2 separate regions of the Homo sapiens genome follow, and region 1 is linked to region 2. A link is an interaction called in ENCODE POLR2A ChIA-PET data of the cell type or tissue named here. Cell type or tissue: endothelial cell of umbilical vein. All regions are shown on one strand. Links, peaks and the distances in the headings refer to the core of each region. The heading gives the core; the rest is flanking DNA. Region 1 overlaps OSBPL10 (oxysterol binding protein like 10). Region 2 overlaps OSBPL10 (oxysterol binding protein like 10).

The links. Peaks named below come from ENCODE experiments on the same cell type or tissue, not always from the same donor. Only the 100,000 strongest peaks of a DNase experiment are listed, where the experiment ranks them.
Region 1: POLR2A ChIA-PET joins it to region 2 with 11 read pairs; 2 of 35 experiments call an interaction of 5 or more read pairs at or near these places.

What each region holds. Positions count from the first base shown.
Region 1 is chr3:31,817,508-31,820,423 of GRCh38, forward strand. All of the region lies in intron 4 of OSBPL10 (oxysterol binding protein like 10), which reads right to left. Among named protein-coding and RNA genes, the nearest start is that of OSBPL10-AS1, 110 kb to the left of the region's middle. In endothelial cell of umbilical vein, for the core only: no CTCF peak of the experiment used is centred there; no DNase peak of the experiment used is centred there.
Region 2 is chr3:31,732,235-31,735,150 of GRCh38, forward strand. It overlaps OSBPL10 (oxysterol binding protein like 10), which reads right to left. Exons shown (of 12, transcript NM_017784.5): 6 at 1,023-1,177. Among named protein-coding and RNA genes, the nearest start is that of OSBPL10-AS1, 29 kb to the left of the region's middle. In endothelial cell of umbilical vein, for the core only: no CTCF peak of the experiment used is centred there; a DNase peak (open chromatin) is centred at 1,207.

The sequences.
Region 1 (2,916 bases), core at 94-2,593, 85 kb after region 2:
AGCAGGAGGCCCAGGGTCTGCAGCTGTGGGTCAGGCGGCTGCAGCTGCACCCACACCCACACCCAGCAGGGCAAATCCTGCCTGCTCCCAGCCCCGTCTAAGACCACAGGGAGGCTTGGATCCACAGCCGCAGTTTGGGCAGCTGTGGCCCCGCCAAGGAGGGCAGGCTCCTGCCTGCTTGATAGAGCAGGAGGCCTGGGTCTGGACTGCGGTTTGGGTGACTGCAGCAGCACCCGGGGAGCTCCTACTCCACCTCAGAAGGGGCGGGGCTCCCACCAGCTCCATGGAGTGTGCAGCCCCAGTCAAGCCTCCCTGCTGCAGCCACTGCCATCAATGCCTGTAATCCCAACACTTTAGGAGGCCAAGGCAGGCAGACTGCTTGAGCTTAGGAGATTGAGACCAGCCCGGTCAACCTTGCAAAACCATGTCTCTACAAAAAATACAAAAATTAGCTGGGCATGGTGATCACATGCCTGTGGTCCCAGATACTTGAGAGGCTGAGGTAGGAGGATGGCTTGAGCCTGGGAGGTGGAAGTAGCAGTGAGCCAGGATCGTGCCACTGCACTCCAGCCTGAGTGACACAGGGAGACCTTGCCTCAAAAAACAAACAAACAAAAAAACACCCTCACATGTTTCTGTGAGGGTGCTTTTTAGGTGAGCTTAGTATTTACATTGGTGGCCTCTGAATAAAGCAGATTGCCCTCTGTAATGTGGGTGGGCCGCTCCAGTCCATTGAAGGCCTCAATGGAACAAAAGACTGACCTCCTCTTGAGCAAGAAGCAATTATGATGGCAGTCATCTTCACACTTGAACTGCAATATTGGCTCTTCCCTCATCTCCGGCCTGATGGCCCACCCTGCAGATTTTGAAGTTGCCAGCCTCCCAAATTCCGCGAACCAATTCCTTAAAACAAACTTCTCTCTCTGTGTGCACGGGTGCATATGTATGTGTATACAGGCACACGCACATACACATCCTACTGGTTCCATCTCTCCGAAGAACCCTGACTAGCACAGCACCATAGCAGTTCTCATGGCCTCCTCTCACACAGGAGCCCAACGGTCTGTGACTTAGCTGCTTACCCTCTAACTGCTAGCAGCAATCAACTTCTCCACTAACCGCTTCTCCAGCTCTTGGCCTCTGCTCGCTGTTTTGTTCAGTCTCTACATGCTCCCCACTCCTACTCCAAAAGGGGCCAATGACCTCATTCTAACCCAGTGGCCCTCCTGAGTGGAATTCCCACTGGAGACCACCTCAAAGTCCAAAGGGCTTCAAGGACAAGGCAGTGACAGCTGGTCTCATCACCTTTGGTCAGGTTAGAGGAATCACAAGGTACAAAACTCACTGAACTGGTCATTACTGGCCTCCCCCCACTCCACCACCACCCCTACCGCTTTCTTTAAAAATCACTAGTGAGTAGGGTAGGAGGTGTTCAGAGACTTCTGAGACACTGCCGTGTTACTGGCAGGCACTTTCAGGCAAAATACAGACTCCCACATTCTACCAAGAGCACGGTTGCTAAGATTGCCACTTTCAGGGAAGGACAGATAGGACACATCTACTTAGGGTGTGGGACAAGGAGAATGTCTCCTCACCTTCACACAAACCTTTGTTAGAGCTAGGGATGCAGCTCCCACATTAAGGGGTAGGATGGACAGGAGAACTTTTTCAGAGGCTCCCCCGCTGATACCCACCTCTCCCATTCTGGCCTACCCAGGCTGACAAACTAGAAGGGTGACGATGGCAGCTTTGAGGTTCTCCCCTCTCTGAGACCTCAGTTTGACACATCTGGGAATCTCTGATCATTTGCCTGAGCACCTACTTTGTGCTACACTCTGCCGGGCACTTTTACTTCTATCATTCATCAAGGTAAGAAGTTGTGATATTTCCACTTTACATACGAGAGATGTAATGTGACTTGCCCAAGGACTGGAACTGAGGTCGCTGCTCTTTCTACTGAATAGTGCTGTGTTCTGGTGACTCATCCAAGTGAATAAATTCATCGAGTCCTCATTGGGGTACTGCACAGGCCAGGGGCCACGTAGGAGTGAGGCATACAGAGATCAAGAGTCTCAGCCATACTTCTAGGAGGGCGAGACAGCCATGGCCTTGGCAGCCACTGCCGCCCCAGCTCCCTGCACAAGAATTGGCACCTGGTATGATAGTTGGCGGTCAAATTCCCTGGGCCAGAATCAACCACTTCACACGCGTGTGACTTCTCATGATGGTCTTTTTTGCTGTATCAACTTGGAGAAGCTACAGTTCCCAGTTTCTGAGAGGTATTTTGTAGATGTGGATAAAGTTCATTATTAGTTGTCTTTAAGTAAGAGAGATTACAGAGATCATCTGGATGGGATAGATTCAACAGAAAGGTCTAAAGAGTAGAGCCAAGGCTTCCTTAAGGAAGAAATTCCATCTGTAGATGGCCACTTCTGTGTCTGCTCCATGGATCCTGGACCTGCCTGAATAGCCCCCACAATCATATAAGCCAACTCCCCCTAATAAATCTCTTAATGTAGATCTCCTATGGTTCTGTTTCTCTGGTTGAACCCTAGCTAGTACACCTCTCTTTGCCTTAACCTCTTTATGCCTCAGTTTCTTGTCTTAATATAGGGAAAATAATAGTATCTACCTCACAGAGTTGACTTGAGGATAGCACAAGGAAAGTATTGAGCCCAGGTACTTGGTAAGATCCTAACAAGTATGAAATATTATTATTCATGTAGTAATAGCTATTATTATTAATAAAGTCATGCCCTTAAGAAAGAAGGTTATGGACTAATGGGGATATTAGAAAAAATAATTACAGCTGGGCACGGTGGCTCACGCCTATAATCCCAGTGCTTTGGGAGGCTGAGGCGGGTGGCTCATGAGGTCAGGAGTCCAAGATCAGCCTGGCCAATATGGTGAAACCCC
Region 2 (2,916 bases), core at 234-2,733:
TAACACCCCTTAAAGATGCCGATGAAATATTTGTAGGCAGGCTAATCTGACTTTATAAGAGTTATGCTACTACATCACTGTCCGAGAATATAATCCTATGCTGCTTGGAGAAAAATTTCCATTGATAACCAAAACCATTTGATCAAAGACACTGCCTTGGGGCTTTCAACCTTATCAAATAGATTTTGTAAGTGTTCTACAATTTTCAGGCTAAAATGATTTCAATGGAAATTAAGAACAACCTCTAATGCATGGTTAAAGGAGGCCTCCGCCAGTTCAAGAGACTATATCAAGACTATATCATGTGCATCAAAAGAACAAGAAAAACAAAAATGGACTCAGGACACAAAATAAAATTGACAAAAGGAAACACTGCATTTGGCTCCCCTCCAGCGGCCACTTAGAGGCAGAAATAGGAGAGCCAGGCTGCGGGCAGATGACAGAGAGTCCATGAAGCCTGTTGGAGCCTGGCTGATCACCAGGATCTGCAAGGACTGCTCTCCTGACGAGGCAGTGCATATCCTCGGCAGCCTGAACCTGGGCTGCAGCTCAATGCCCAAGAGGAGTGTTGGCCATGGCCCCACAGATCCCGGCCTGGCTCAGGAGCATGCAGGAGTCGAGCATGTGAGGCAAGAGCTTGTATCAGCAGGAACCACACGAAGAAGCCATTATTCAGGGGAGCGACATAATATATTGTAACTGCTCCCATCATGTCAATAGGCACCATGTTAACGGGTCTGTTCGAATTTCTCCCACTTGAAGTTAAAGTGACTCCCATTTCAATGAAAATAGGAGATTCCTCATTCGTAGGATCACAATTCACCCACAGCAGCTGCCAGACACAAGAACATGAGAAGTGCCGGGCATGCACATAGCTGATTTTGTCTCTCCAGGCAATTCTTCCATTTTTTAATTTGTCTCCTCTTAAAACAAAGAGATGAGCAAGTTACAAATATAATTACTATATTTCTGAACAAGCGATAACACAAGCCATGAATGCACTGAGAGGACTGCACGCTTACCTCTGGCTCTGGCTGTGAGGTTTGTTCGTCTTCAGCAGAGTTTGGTAAAATTGCCCAGGTTATGTTGGCACTGGCTGATGGCAAAGAGCCAAGTGTCCCATTTTTCAGCTGCTCTGTGGAATGTGACTTGGACCCGTGCCATCCCAGGATGTTTTCTGAAATAAAGACCTAGAATGATGCCAAGTATTTTCCAAATTAAACATTTATAGCTCATGAAATATTTGTACTCACTGTATGAAGAGACCTACTTGAAAAGGGCATGAGGTAAAACACAGAGGGCTTGTTTTGAATGAAGTACCAAGTGCAGATTCTGATCATCTGTTGATGAACTAGTTTCTGTATAATATCAAGATCAGAATCATCACAGGCTGTTTCACTCCCCAACAGTGGACAAAAACAATTGCGATTTACCAAAGCCAGATAAAGGTGTTTTTTTTTTTTTTTTTTTTTTTTTTGAACTTTTAAAAATATTTCTGGCCAGGTGCGGTGGCTCACGCCTGTAATCCCAGCACTTTGGGAGGCCGAGGCGGGTAGATCATGAGGTCAGATCGAGACCATCCTGGCTAACACGGTGAAACTCCATCTCTACTAAAAATACAAAAAATTAGCTGGGCGTGGTGGCGGGCACCTGTAGTCCCAGCTACTCGGGAGGCTGAGGCAGGAGAATGGAGTGAACCTGGGAGGCGGAGCTTGCAGTGAGCTGAGATTGCGCCACTGCACTCCAGCCTGGGCGACAGAGCAAGACTCTGTCTCAAAAAAGAAAAAAAAAATTCTAAATATTCACAATAGAAAGTCAGATTCTATCAAAAATAGGCTGCTCAAAATGTGGTTTGAATTCTAAGTGACACAATGGCCATGGCTCAGAAAAGATGCCTGCAAAGTGAGCACAGGATGCCACCCCTGCCCTCAGACGTGGCTTGGTGTGGCAGATGTCAGGAAGCCCCATCACCAAGGACACAGGTACTCATTCCATTCTAGCAAGAAACACTTTTACAGATACCAATCCAGCAAACCAAAAACCATTTTTCGAATCCTCCACCAACTCCCTTCGGGGGAGGGGAAAAGACTTTTACTCTAATTTTTTTTAAGGGTCATATATTATTGTAGAACATTTTATACACCTACTAATAGAAACAGGAGTAACCAGAGGTGGATTTCTTTACCCCATAGCAATTCTGCCATTCGAATAAAGAGGTCTCAGCTGGGTGCAGTGGCTCATGCCTGTAATCCCAGCACTTTGGGAGGCTGAGGCAGAAGGATCGCTTGAGCCCAGGAGTTGGAGATCAACCCAAGCAACAAGGCGAAACCCTATCCCTACAAAAAATATAAAAATAAGCCAGGTGTGGTGACACAAGCCTGTAGTCCCAGCTACTTGGGAAGCTGAGGTGGGAGGATCTATTGAGCCAAGGAGGTCAAGGCTGTAGTAAACCCAAATCATGCCACTGCACTCCAGCCTTGGTGACAATGCAAGACACTGTCTCCAAAAAAGCTAATAAAAAATAGATAAGTCTCAAGCTCAGTTGACTGACACTCTGTAGATTCTGTTCTAAGTCTAAAAGCAAAAAAAGAAAAATTAGGCTAAAGTACAGCATGACTCATGAACTAAAATTCAACATTTCAGGGTCTCAGATGTTCCATCCATAAAGCAATACTATCTGTCAGCCTTTTCATTAGAATTACTCAAAGAAAAGTCTACAGGTATCCCAAACATTCCTGACATATCCCCAGGGGAATCTGGTTGTCAGAGGCAGATGAAGACACTGTGTATGTGCGGTGCTTATGCACCTGTGTGCTGCTGTATGCAGTATTAGCCAACTCAAGTGTATTTTTATGCAAAAATCCTTTTTTAATGTCAAGTGTTAGGTCACATAACTCTACTGTTAAAAGCCTCAAG